Linked DNA regions of Homo sapiens: region 2 is linked to region 1. Evidence: chromatin contacts called from ENCODE Hi-C or POLR2A ChIA-PET data. All regions are on one chromosome and are shown on one strand. Each heading gives the region's core, a stretch centred on a gene start or an enhancer-like site at or near the end of the contact. The rest is flanking DNA. Distances are from core to core; before and after follow the strand shown.

Evidence for each region. A loop is a pair of places that touch in the nucleus more often than their neighbours do. ChIA-PET counts read pairs that join two places held with the same protein, here RNA polymerase II (POLR2A). Pooled maps may share reads with other maps.
Region 2: a loop to region 1 is called in a map of OCI-LY7, with 9 times the contacts of the local background. The contact joins the promoter of DIPK1A here to the enhancer-like site in region 1. A Hi-C loop is called at or near these places in 1 of 168 maps with a recorded cell type or tissue (OCI-LY7) and 3 of 50 pooled maps. POLR2A ChIA-PET finds 5 or more read pairs at or near these places in 1 of 52 experiments (T-cell).

What each region holds. Positions count from the first base shown.
Region 1 is chr1:87,053,732-87,061,086 of GRCh38, forward strand. All of the region lies in intron 1 of HS2ST1 (heparan sulfate 2-O-sulfotransferase 1), which reads left to right. Among named protein-coding and RNA genes, the nearest start is that of LINC01140, 72 kb to the right of the region's middle. Within about 2 kb of position 3,725, at least 3 of the 41 ENCODE cell types and tissues checked have a DNase peak (open chromatin) inside an H3K27ac peak, as active enhancers do; they include OCI-LY7, where a contact is called at or near this core.
Region 2 is chr1:92,960,049-92,966,535 of GRCh38, forward strand. It overlaps DIPK1A (divergent protein kinase domain 1A), which reads right to left and starts at 1,414. Exons shown (of 5, transcript NM_001006605.5): 1 at 1,328-1,414. The coding sequence starts at 1,381. RefSeq lists silencers at 975-1,534, 1,695-1,774.

The sequences.
Region 1 (7,355 bases), core at 2,475-4,974:
ACAACATGGTCAAAAGCACTTAAAATGTTTAATAGATTAGTACATGATCTTGCAGTGATAGTGCAGATTTGTTTTTGGTTGTATTGCACATATGTTATAGGTAATGTTGGTAATACAGATATTTAGAACCAAAAGCTGATGAATTCAAAATTCTCTTTTGATGTTTAAAAATAAAAATAAAATTCTCTTTTTTTTAACTGTGTACCTTCATGATCTCATTTACTCCTTTTACATCAGCTGATGCCTTTGTGTTGTGACTCTTAATTTCTATCTTTAGTTCAGAACTTTCTCCTGAGATGTATATCTTCTGTAACCTACATATTACTACCTGGATGTTCCATGGGCACATGAAACTCACTGTGTCTGAAACTGATAATCCAAATCTCTCCCTCATACTAACCCTGTAAATACATATGGAATCAGAGTTACATTAATAGCCTATTTTTCATTATTATAATAGGTCAAATAGCCTATTTTGGCCATTACCCTAGATGTTTGCACAGGGCTTCATTCTCCATTGAAATTCCTTTCTAATATTTCTGAAACTCTTCTAGAGATATCTCATGTGGGTTTTTTTGTTTGTTTTTTAAAAAGCAGACTCCCCTCTACCCATAAGAATCTGCTTGGTTACTTCCTTGTCCATAGAACAACTATCTCTAATCAAGCATCATCATCTCTGCTGCTTCCCCAAGAGGAAATGCCAGAAAGTATGGGAGCCTTCATGGTGCTAAGATTGATGTCACATTTCATGTAGAAATGGAGAAAGTTCTCTTATGTCCTCAGTAATGTCATACTTTATCACTTGTGAACCTGCTTTATGTGCCTGTGTGAAGAAATGGCAAACTATATACCAGCTATTCATGCATTTCTTCCTCTAGTATGTTTTTATTGCTAGGAAGCAACTGCCCACCAAGGATTAAATTTCTCACCACAACCCCTGCATCTAGGTAGGGCCATATGACTAGTGTTTGCCAAGATAATTAAGAAATGGTTGTGCTTTCTGCACTCTATCGGCCAGCTGGATCAAAAGACTTCAAGGTACTGTGGAGAATGGCAAAGTCAGAAGAGGAAAGGAGCATAATTCCTTGAATTACTGCATAAAAGGCTGTCTGCCAACCAGAAACACTCATGTTGGTACTTGAGCAAGAACTAAACTTCTTGTGTAGTAAACAATCGAGATTTCGTTACAACAGCTGATGTTTCCCTAATTAATACAGTGCCCCCTTTATATTACAAAGCCCTTCTTTGAAACAGCTCCTTAATCATTTCCCTGCATTCCCTTTCTCTAAAAACTCAAACACATAAATATCTGGAAATTCATGGGGCTGGGAGGGAACAGATGCCACATTACATTCTAATCCAGAACTTTTCTGCCATTGTGCCCTCCCCATCCTATTCCCTAGACCTGTTAGGCTTGGATATTGTTCTTACACAAGCTTGAAATAAAGCCTTATGAAAATGGGCTCTTCCACAGACCAGCTACATACTTGATTTCTCAGTTTGAACTTCAGTGTAGACTACAAACTATCCTGAATTCCTTTCTTCATCCCCATTTATTCTTCCTTCCCCAATTCTCAAATTCACTGAATGGTACCATCTTCCTCCTCAGTAAAGAAGCCTAGAGACAGTACCTTAGCCACTTCCAATTCCGTCTTCTACTCTTGTCACCTAAGCCTCTAACCCATTAACCTATCTCCTTCCAGTCCCCATGCTTCTTCCTTACTGCAGTTGCTTTCCTTCAAGTCTTAATCCTCACTATGTCTTCAGGCCATTGATACTCAACTGTAAGCGTTATCACTCTATAAAATCTTGCATTGTAGAAGTCCCGCGTGGGTTACTTAAAACTCTTTAAAAAAATGGCTCTTTATCGCTTATAGAAGTTGTTCTGAAAGTGCAGTCCATGTACCATAGGGATGCTTAAGACTCCTTTAGGGCTTTCACAAAATAGTTCACAATCATTTTCATAATAATTCTAAGATGTTAGTTGCCTTTTTCACTAGTTGACATTTGTCCTTATGGTAAAAAGCATTGGTGGTACCAAACTGTACTAGTAGGCATTGTGTTTTTTGCTGCCTTTCTCTAACAGCCCAAACCCTCAAAAGCCATTTTCACATAAGAATGTCCGTCAGAAAGCAATAACTTTATTAAATATTGACTATTTTGTGTATGTCCTTAATATTCTGTCACAATATATAAAGTACATCAAGCACTTCTGCATACCAGAGTACAGAGGTTGTCTTGAGGTAAAGCACTTGTGTGATTGAGTTGTGCTGTGGTTTGAATATGGTTTGTCTCTACCAAAACTCATGTTGAGGCTTGGTCCCCATTGTAATGGTGTTGAGAGGTGGTGGGACCTTTAAGAGGCATTTGGATCATGAGGAATCTGCTCTCATGAAAGAATCAGTACAGTCTTGAGGGAGTTAGTGAGTCCTCACTCTCTGAGGACTACATTAGTTACAATGAGATCAGGTTGTTATGAAGCAAGATTGCCTCTCGTGTTTGCGCTATTTTCTGCATATGTCAGTTTCTCTTCTATTCCTCCATCATTTTTTGATACAGCATGAAGCCCTTACCAGAAGACAACAGATGTGGCTGCCCAGTCTTGAACTTGCCAGCCTAAAGAACCAGAAGCTAAAGAAACTTCTTTATAAACTACCTGGTCTCTGTCATAGCAAGAGAAAATAGATTAAGACAAGTTGCAAGCTCAACAAGGCAATTTTTTTCATAGAACACTGTTTTTACTTGAAAGAATGATCAACACACAAACTATGTTTATTCAGACTTGTGTAGTTGGGAGATATTTTCTCAAAAATGAATGAAGTGAACTTGTCGCTGTAAGGAAAATAGTTGACAGTATTAGTTGCCAATTATAAAATTCAAAAAAACTTGTATCTGCCGCTATGAACATAACAGTTTCCCAATACTTAGACTTCTCTGAGATTGGTGGTGTTATAATGAATGTGATTTTTTAAATTGTATAATTTTTATTATACAATTCTAATGTATTAATATTTGGAGGATCTGCATAACTCCGTATACCAATATTTTTCAAATGACAGTGCAAAGTATATCAATATAACAGTATATATTCACTGATATGAACTTGAATAGTGTATATTCATTAATATGGTTTTCTATCACATTGCAGTTAACTTTTAAGAAATTAACACTAGGTTTTAGTGTAGAATTGAAAAAGAATATTTCCAATTATTTGAAAAGGCTACTAAAGTACTCCTTTTCCAACTGTATCTATATGAGTCTGATTTTCTTCATTGACTCCAACCCAAATAATATATGGTAATATTTTGAATGGAGAAGCAGATATGAAAATCCAGTTGTCTTCTATTAAGCCAGACACTTTATAAGATTTGCAAAAATATGTTACACTAAATTTTTTTGCTTTTGGAAAATTTTTTCACAAAATCATGTCATTTATGCTGACATGTCATATTGTTATTTTAAAGTGAGTTAATAAATGTTTCTCAATTTTAATTACTAATGTGCTGTTGCTAGATGTAACCCACATAAACCAAAGCTCTTTGGTGTCCTTAACAATCTTTAAGTGTATAAAAGGTTCTGAGACCAGCAAGTTTCAGAATGCTGGCTTATAGGATATGGTTCATATTCCTAATATGGTGATTAAGACACTGTGATCTGGCTTCTGCCCACTTTTCTGCCTTATGTTTTACCTTGCCCTTAATTTTTCTCCTATCTTCTAAGCTTATTAAGAACCACTTTTAGGGCCTATATGCACTCTACAGTGTTGTGCCTCCAAGGACTTTGCTCATGCTTCTTCCCTTTGCCTGGAAGGTTTCTTTGTCACCCAGAAGGCACTTTTTTTTTTTTTTTTAAAGACAAAGTCTCACTCCCAGCACTCTGGGAGGCCGAGGCAGGTGGATCACGAGGTCAGGAGATCGAAACCATCCTGGCTAACACGGTGAAACCCCATCTCTACTAAAAATACAAAAAATTAGCCAGGCGTGGTGGCAGGTGCCTGTAGTCCCAGCTACTCAGGAGGCTGAGGCAGGAGAATGGCGTGAACCCGGGAGGCGGAGCTTGCAGTGAGCTGAGATCATGCCACTGCACTCCAGCCTGGGCGACAGAGCGAGACTCTGTCTCAAAAAAAGAAAAAGAGAGAGAAAAAAAACTGTATTTTTTGTCTTAAGCTAAACAAATACATCTGGGTGAAACTGAATAAAATAGGATTGTGGGAGAATAAGTAGGCATCCTACTCCCTTCCTCCCACCCAGTTGTTACTGGCCTGCTTCTCTCTCTATTTCTGCTTCTTTCGATTTTGTTTTAGCCTCGGGGTGAGTGGGTGGAGGGAGTCCAAAAACACATCTGTACTGTAGAGGAGAAATTGATAGCATAGCTTTATGGAACTTATCTCAGGGTTATGCAATCCAGAGGTCCCCTGATTTCAGCTCTCATCAGTGCAGGAATCCTTTTTCCATCATTCTTTGACAGGTCCTCATGCAACCTCTATATGAGTATCTCCAGAGACTAATAACTTACCACCCCCTAAACTGCCTGTGTCTTTACTTTGCACTACTAATTATTTGAAAGCCCGTTCTCTCTTGAGCCACAGTCATATCTTTTTTTCTGGAGTAATGCTACAAAAAGGATTCTGCCTCTTTTTCACAATAACTTTTCAAGTATTTCAAGAGACTGTTAGTCATTTTTATGGATTTTCTCTTAGCTAAGTGCACTGTTTTGTTTTGTTTTTTTTTAAGTTTTTTATGTGGCATGATCCATCCAGCTCATTCCCATTCTGGAGTACTCTAGCTTTTAACGTGTGCCTGAAATGACACATAATAGCCCTGTGTGACTAAATACAAATTTCTTAGGAACTGTTCCTTCCTGTGACTTGAAACATTAATTACTGTGTTTTGGTTAGGAGTATAAGCTTTGGTATCAGACAGATGAGGGTGTGAATTCTGACTTTTTTCCCCTGTAATTCATATCTCTGAGTCTAAATTCCGTAATGTTACCATATAGGATTATTGCAAGAATTAGGTGAAGTAATGTACATTTAAACATGAACCGTTGGCTGGGTGCGGTGGCTCACGACTGTAATCCTGGCACTTTGGGAGGCCGAGGCGGGGAATCATGAGGTCAGGAGATCAAACCATCCTGGCTAACATGGTGAAACTCCATCTCTACTAAAAATACAAAAAATTAGCCAGGCGTGGTAGCAGGTGCCTGTAGTCCCAGCTACTCGGGAGGTTGAGGCAGGAGAATGGCGTGAACCCAGGAGGCAGAGCTTGCAGTGAGCCGAGATCACACCACTGCACTCCAACCTGGGCAACAGAGTGAGACTCCGTCTCAAAAAAATAAAAAATGAATAAAATATGAAGCATTGTTCCTGGCTCACAGTAAAGGCTCAAAGTAGAAGCACTTGTTACACTGATAATTATATACCTATTGGCACAGCCTAAAATTGCCATACGTTTTTTTGCAGCTGCTTCACATTACTGTTAATATTATAATCATTATGCTAGTATATTTGTTGTTTATCAGCTTGTGCTACTACTCAGGCTTTTATGCCTTCTCCAATTAGCCATCCCCACATCTTGAAAGCCAGCTCTGTCCTTTTAAGGCTGAACTTACTCAGTGTATTTTCCAGAAGGTTTTTCTCCAATTCTTGGATCCAGAAGTATTTTGTTCTTACTTATGGCATTTGTTACAGTGGCATTTGTTCAATTTTGTACAAGATAGACTATGAAAATAGGAACAGTTCACTTGAGAAATTTATAAAGAGATGAGGGATGATGAGATTAATGTCTTAATAAAGCTCAAGAAAAAGGAAAAGCATGTATAGTTGGACTCCCCATTTTGTATCAGCGTACTTATTTCAAGTGACTGAAATGAGTAAAGAAAGAAGCCTTGAAGTCAGCTCACCTATGATTTTTAACTATGATATTTTGTATTTTAAAAATAGATACTTGGTGCAGGTGTTATTGGCAGACAGAAGTAAGAGGCTAGGGTGAACAGGCTATGGGCGTCTGGTAAAAGAATTTTTTTCCCAAAAATGCTCTGGGAGTTTCATTCCCAAAAGATGGATGCAGGTAAATCTGACTCTGGTCAGTACAATCAAGGCAAATTGGTGTTTTTCTAAACTGTGAATTGGGAGAGGATTCTACTTACAATTTGAATAATAGGTCTCATCTCTATACTTATTCTGGTACATTTAAAGAAAAACTTAGGCCCTATATTGGACCTACTTCAGACCTTACAATCCATATAGTAACCCATAAATAAGTAAAACCTTTGTATGTTGTGATTTTTTTTCCCTATTCAAGAATGATACCTAGAATATTATACAATTACTAATTTGGGGAATGATATCAAGAATTATGTTGTTTTTGGCTTTGGTTGTGGTTTTTTATAACTTTAAATTTTGAGATAATTATATATTCACAGGAAGTTGCAAAGATAGTACAGCATGTTTTTCTTTTAAGCACCTGGAAGACAACCATCTTCTGTCCCTCTGTTTCACTTATTTACCATGCCTATTTCAAAGGAATGTTGCAGGAAACAATTGCAAAATGCTTTTGCAATCCCAAAATAAAATATATCAAATAATTTTAAAAGGCATTTGCAAAAAAAAGGTAGTTCTATAATATTGTAGTGCTGTATTTAACTATAAGGCTCTACCTCTTCCTATAATAGAAATAGACAAAATCTCAGACAATCAGTATAATGTGGAACATGAGCTCTAGAGTCACATTGACCTGTAATGGTATCCTGACATCAGTAAACAGCTGGTGATCACTTAAAGAGACTCAGTTTTCTTATTTAAATGGGGATAATAATTCTGCCTCTCATGATATGATGTATATAAACCACAACACAGCATGGGTGTAACAGATGATATACATAAAACACTTAAAGCATAGTGAGAATTCAATGTTAGCTATTACCAATACTATTTTTTCATGTAGGTGATTAGTGTATTTCTCAGATTGATAATAAAAGAAGGTTATAACTTATAAGGATTTCACATTGTTAAATTAATGTAATAACTGTAGAAAAGTATAGCCATAGCCAAGCTTGGCAAGTACATTTAGTAAAATATAACTCATATTCCTTTAACGTAGTAACCTTAGCAATAACACAAAAAGAAAAGAATTGGTGTTTTTTGGATTGATGGGGTATTTAATAATTACTTTAATGTTTTTATCTAATAGATCATCTCAGGAGCATTAACTCCAATATATTTTTAGTGAGAACCTTATCACAGATGAAGTTGTGAAAGAAAATTTGATATTTATTTTGTAATGTATTTTCAGAATGTTAAGGATTAACATATATTTAATGTGGAAGCATTATGTTTGTTTAAAAGATGTGTCTAA
Region 2 (6,487 bases), core at 164-2,663, 5.9 Mb after region 1:
CTGGCCGGTAAGCTTTTTTTTAAACTCACATAAAAGATTACACAGAGGTACCTGGCCTGGGTTGAATTCTAGAAGGGGTTGTGACAGTGTTACTCAAGTGCACAATTACTATTGGTGGTGCTTGCTACAAAGACTCAGTTTTATTCGTACACGCTTAATATCATGGGTTGTCAAATCATGCTTCCAATTTGCAATACGTCACTCATTTCAGGGTAATGACTTACACATACAATTTTCAAACAAAAATGTAAGATTTACTTGCCTCATGATGGTTACCTTCTCAACTTTTTTCATAATTTATAAAAGCACCAGCTGACCCCAAATCATCTACCTCTTGGCCTTTTAATGTAAGCGGTAAAGGAATACTGTCCTCTGAATGCAGCGTTGGCTAACACTGCTGACCCACGCAAGGCATTGATTTGTAGTTGTTTTTCCATCGGAGTGATGGATTTGCGCTCAGCTACTCGCGGTGTCTACTAGGTCCCCCTGGTGACCAAACAGTACACTTAGGCAGTAGTAGGGTTCCAAGGCACAGACTGGCAGCGGAACAGAGGGTGGAACGGGAAATCATGAAAAATTAACACGCGAACCGTACACACGACATGACTGAGAATTACGTTTGCATTACTAGGGTATTTGGGATCCACAGACCAGCCACTAGCCCCTTTCCTTTAAAAAGCAAACACCCATCCGCCTGGTTCAGGCTTATCGGTCTCCACCTCCCATTTAAATCTTGGGTGTGATGGAACGACCCAACCAAGGGGCTCGGCACGAGGCACACGCTGCTTTTTGGAGCCTGGGGAAACACTGGTGTGACAAATTGTCATAATTTTCTAAGACACGGAGGAATGCTACACCACCTTTCCTACCACCGACTTAAGACCCAAGACACTGAGTCAAGGGCAACCGACCTGCGGGGGCCCACGGGGGAGGGGGGAAAGCCCCGAAAACACCAGGGAGAAGGCGGCCCGTCGAGCTCCGCCTGGAGCGGCGCAGGGCTGCGGGCAATGCCCGGAGCGCGGGGTCGTACCCAGGTCACGTCTCGGGGCTCTCAGGATGCGAGGGCGTACCCGGGCGGGACGACTCGGGCCCTGGAGCCCGGCTGGCCGCGGCGCGGGAGCCGCGAGGGCCGCGGTGGGGGGCGTCGGCAGAGCCGCTGAGGGGGCTGGGGAGGGCGCGCCGCCAGGTGCCGGACGGCAGGGGGCAGCGGGGTTCGGGCGGGCACAGACCCAGGGAGGGAGGAGGGGAGCGGGCGAGTCCTGCGCGGCGCGGCAGGGCACACGGCCGGGTGCTCCCGCAGCTGGTGGCTGGGCGGCCGCCGGCCTACCTGGAGGTAATAGGGTTTCCTTAGCCAGGCCCCCGGACAGAGACTCCTCGCCATGGTAATCACACATCGCCCCGCCGCGCTGCAGTCAGAGGCGGACCCGAGCGCTGGCGGCCGGGCTCCCCGCCTCCCCCCGCCTCCCCGCCCCCTGCCCGGCCGGGCCCGCCCACTCCCCCGCCCCCGCCGCGGCGCGCGCCGCGCTCCCCTCGGCCCGGCTGCAGTGAAGGCGGCGAGAGGCCAGAGGCCCAGCCTCCTGCCCTGTTCGCCCGCCGGCCGCCGCGGCTGTCAGAGAGGCTGCTGCCGACTCCGCCATAAAGGGGAGTCGCACCTCGCCTCCGCCGACACAAATCGACTGCGCCTGGAGCTTAAAGGGGAGGCGCGCGGAGGCGGGAGGGGGCGCCGCGGCAGCGGGGGTGTCGCACGCTCGGCGCGGATTGGGGCGTGCTTCTCGCTGGCTGATGCGGCGACCCCCGGACCGCGCTGGCCTCGCAGTCTGCTCCGGCTTCCGGCTCCCCGCGCTGCGCCCAGCTGCGCGTCCCGCCACCCGCCCCGGCAGCACCGACGCTCCCCATGGACTCTTCTCCTGGAGTCAGGACGTGTCTGGACGGGTTGTTTGGAAATTCAAGGGAAGCTTGGGGCTCCTTCCCTGGGGACTGGCTCGTCCTCCCTCGCCCTTGGTGGCGGTCGGGGGAAGGGGGTGTCTGCCGCAGCTGGAGACGCAGACCGGGGCATCCCCCCAGGACTGGGCTCAGCTTCGAACGCGGACAGGGCGCCCCACTGCTGAACTCGGTGCCCCCCTTACCACGCTCCAGTTCGCCTCTAACGGCCTACAACTTTTTTTAAAAATGTACTTTTAAAAAATTCCGACTTTTTTGGTTTATATTGTTTTTAAGACAGCTTCAGAGTTTTCCTGGCCCCGTCCAGGAACACTGATTTCAAAAGAAAACAAAAACAAAAACACCGAATTAAATACAGTCCTGAAGGCAGGGAGCCTGGGACGTGGCCTGCTGCTTGGTTAAGGCTACATAACACAGGGTGTGGTGTCTTTCTTTTGACAATGAGTTCCAAATAAGGGAAAAAAGAGCCACCCTAGTGGGAGAACAGCTGTTGATCCAAGTGACTTGTAATGGAAGAAGCAGCTTTTTTTTTTTTTTTTTTTTTTTTGGCTGCTTTTTACCCCACCTACCACGTTTAAGCGTGATGCTAACAAAGTTTAGGTGGCCCGTTAGAGCTCATTCCGGCCTGTTGCTCTGAGAAGGGGTTTCCCCAGAAGCAAACCATTACTCATTCTCACTTGGTTTTTGCATAAGCCTTGTTCAGGTGCCTTGTTCTGAAGAGATACCTTCATGTCTGCCCCTTCCCTCAACCCACACACAGACACAGGTTTTAAACCTAGGTGATTTTTGTTGTGGTGGTTGTTCTTTCTGTTTTTGAGAGGGGTCTTACCATGTTGCCTAGGCTGGACTCAAACTCCTGGGCTGAAGCCATCCTCCCATGTAGCTGGAACTACAGCTACTTGGTCTTATTTTATTGCTTGCAGATAAACCAATTTTTCATTGATTTTGTTTGGGTCAAGAGACAGTAATTTCTGAGTAAGATAAGGATGAATCCTAGTGGTTTCATTCATTCATTTAATAAAGATTTATGAGTACCCAGGCACCATTCAAGTTGTTTCGGTTACATAAACAAAACAGACAAAAATCCTTGCGCTTGTGGATGTGAGAGAGAGGGGCAATAAATAATAAATGTAATCAATAAAATCAAATTGGATAAGAATGCTAATAAAGGTTATGGGGAAAACACCAAGGGAGATGGGGAAGACTACAAATAGAGGAAGTTTGAGGCAAAAGAGGAGTTCAGTTTTGGAGAAGTTCCATTTTAAGGTATCTATTAGAAATTGAAGTGGAGATCTTGATTAGGCAGTTGTATGTATGAATGAGTCTAGGATTAAGGAGCGTGGTCCAAGCTAGAGGTATATGAGAGATATCAGCATTTAGATGGCGTTTAAAGCCATGAGACTGCCTAAGATCACCAAGGAAGTGAGTGTAAATAAAAGACGACTGAGGATGGAGCTCTGGGGACCAATGCAGCTTTAAGACAGGGTAGTGGGTGAGCCAGCCAAGGAGACTGAAAGGGAGCAGCCAGTGAAGTGGGAGACCCGAGTGAGGTGCCCTGAAGCCGAGTGAAGCTTGTGGATCTAGGAAGAGGGAGTGCTCCTCTGCGAGTGAGCACTGAGAATTGACTGTTGGATTTAGTGACATGGAGGCCATTGATAACCCTTCAGTGGAGCAATAGAGGAAAAACTTGATTGGAGTGGTTTTAAGAAAAAAATGAGAGGAGAGAAACTGGAGGTGGCTAATACAAACAATTCTTTTGAGAAGTTCTCTTACAAAGGGGAGCCCAAATCTGGGACAGTAGAAGCAGAGTCAAAAGAAGATTGAAAAAAAATGGGGAGAGGCCAAGCACAGGAGGTCAAGGCTGTAGTGAGCTATGATCGCATCAGTGCACTCCATCCTGGGTGACAGAGTGAGACCCTGTTTCTTTAAAAAAAAAAAAAAAGAGAGAAAGAAGGTGGTAGGGGGAGAAATACTTGTTTTTAATGGGAATGATCCGGAAGAAAAGGGAAAATTCATGTAGAAACAAGAAGTGAGAAGTGCTGGAGTGGTGTCCTTGAGAGGGAAAAAGCGTTTGAAAACTAACACACAAGTGGAAGGATCATTTGTAGACGAGTACAGACTGTTGATCTATGGAAACAGGCAGGCAGGTGGGTAGGCATGGTAAATAGGAATCTTTGGAAGTTCTCTTCTGATTGCTTCAATTTTCTTAGAGATGTAGAAAGAAATGCTATCAGCTGGGAGGAGATGGGAAAGATTATGTGAAAAGGGAAGAGAAGGTGTGAAATGTCATCTAGGAGAATGAGAAGACAATGGACCAGAGAATAATTGTGTGCTTGTTGAGTGTCATGTAGGGCCCACTTCAGTTTATGGTCATGAATTTAAGTGAGACAAGTTAGTATGAGTGTGCTTCTTTCTCCAGCAATAATTAGCTCCTAGGAAGCAGGTCCAGAGTAGGCTGAAATTCTGTTTAATCACATTTTACTAAAGGAACAAGAGCAAGGAGAGGAGAACAAGGAAGTTGAGGATATAAGCAAGGGCATGATTATGATTCACCATGGAACTTAAGATGATTAAGGAGGGAAGAGTGGATATGGAGAGTTTAAGGACAGTGAAAAGGTGGTAGGATCAATGAATTGCAAGTCCTTCTGGGGTTGAGGGGTTGTAGGAGTCTAGGGAAAAGAGAGAATGATCTGGAAAGATAGGAGGTATGTAATAGTCTGAGGCTGGGCATAGTGTCACATGTCTGTAAACCCAGTACTTTGGGAGGCTGGGACGGGAGGATCATTTGAGGCTAGGAGCGCAAGACCAGCCTGAGCAACATAGTGAGATCCCATTCCTATAGAAAATTTAAAAATTAGCCAAGCATGGCTAAAAACCCCAAAAAACTGTCACAAAACTCTTTAGTGTGATGTGCACCTGTAGTCCCAGCTACTCCGGAGGCTGAAGCAGGAGGATCCCTTGAGACCAGGAGGTGGAGGTTGCAACAAGCCATGATCGTTCCATATATTCCAACCTGGGCAACAGAGTGAGACACTGTCTCTAAATATATATCTATATTGCAAGTCTGACTCCATTTTTTATATGTGCTGACAGCTTTGAAGCCCTGCCACTCCTGTTTCCTCTGTGCAAACATAAGAAAGCCTAGATGCCTTTGATGCCAGCAGGAAGTTCAAACCGTGCAAGACCCAGCCCATGTGAGAGAGCCCTCACCGTGGTCCTACCCCTTAACCACCATGACATCCTAAGATAGTCTCCTTTCTTTGCTCCCTTAAGCCATTTTTGAACCAGTTTGGGAGCCTGCCCTGCTCTCCCCAGAAAGCTGCAGTATGTGAATAAACCTTTTCACACCCTCTTGGTGCAAGTGTAACATCATCAGTCTCAACGTCCAAATTAAATTTTAGGTGGAGGAGCCCATCTGGCTTCTGCAGGGTGACCACAACAATGTGGTAATTTTAGTGGGATCCATGAAATTGAGACTATGGAGGAGTGATTAAACCTAGGGTGGGATGCCACCATGGCAGTGAATGGCTAAGGGATGTGGAGGCAGGATCATTGGAAGAGAGTCAAGGACAGACTGTCATACAGATTATATGCATGCGTATTAAAAACAGTAAGACTTAGGACAGGAGGTGCTGGGGAAGATGTCAGTAGCAAAAGCTAAAGTCCTTGATAAGACAGTGATCTGTGAGTGAGTAGGTGAGGAATGAGGAAGGTGAGTGACAACATCAGAGGACATGAGTTTTAAGATAATGGGCAGGGGCAGGAATTAGAGAGGAAGCAGGAAGAATATCTTAAAAGAAGCATGGAAGAGCCCTCTCCTACCTCCCACTTCAGTGGTATGAGGGCGCTGGGAAGGCTGCAGGGACAACAGCATCCACAGGGATGAGCCAGGTTGGTGTTAGGACAAGAAGGTGCAGGAGATATTTAGAGAAGCGTTGGAGGACATAGAGGATTTTGCTGATGATAGACAGAGGGCACAGTGGAAAAGCCTCAAAAACTGGGGAGTCTTGAGAAGAGTTCAGAATAGGTGATGTGAAGAGCCTTGAGAGGGTCAGGTGAGAAGTGAGGGAGGCATGGTGGTCTGGTGTTTCTCACGGTAAAAGATATAAACAAGGATACCAAGGACAAAATTTGAACCAAATGAGAAGAAATGGTTATTCGGGTTTCCTTTTAGAGTCACCCAAGACTAAATGAAATTAATGTTTTATTTGAATGGAGAAAAGTAGTTTAGAAGATTTTCATTTCCAACTTGAGTTGCTTCCCTTGTCTTCACATGCCCCAGGACCCTTGCCCTCCAGGGCCCATCCTGAGGACCTTGCATACAGGTGGGTACGGTGAGCCCTTGTACCACTGAACTTGCAGTTTGGCTATAAATCCACTTGGATGAGTCCCAAGATGGATCCAAGCACGTTGGCCTTGGCAAATTTAGGCAAGATCCTTTCTGCCTCTGGTCTGATGTTCTCCTGAACTCTCACTGCAGAGGCCTGGCCAGCCTTTATGTCATATACTGGACCTACTTTACAAACATCCAAATGTACTTGTGCTG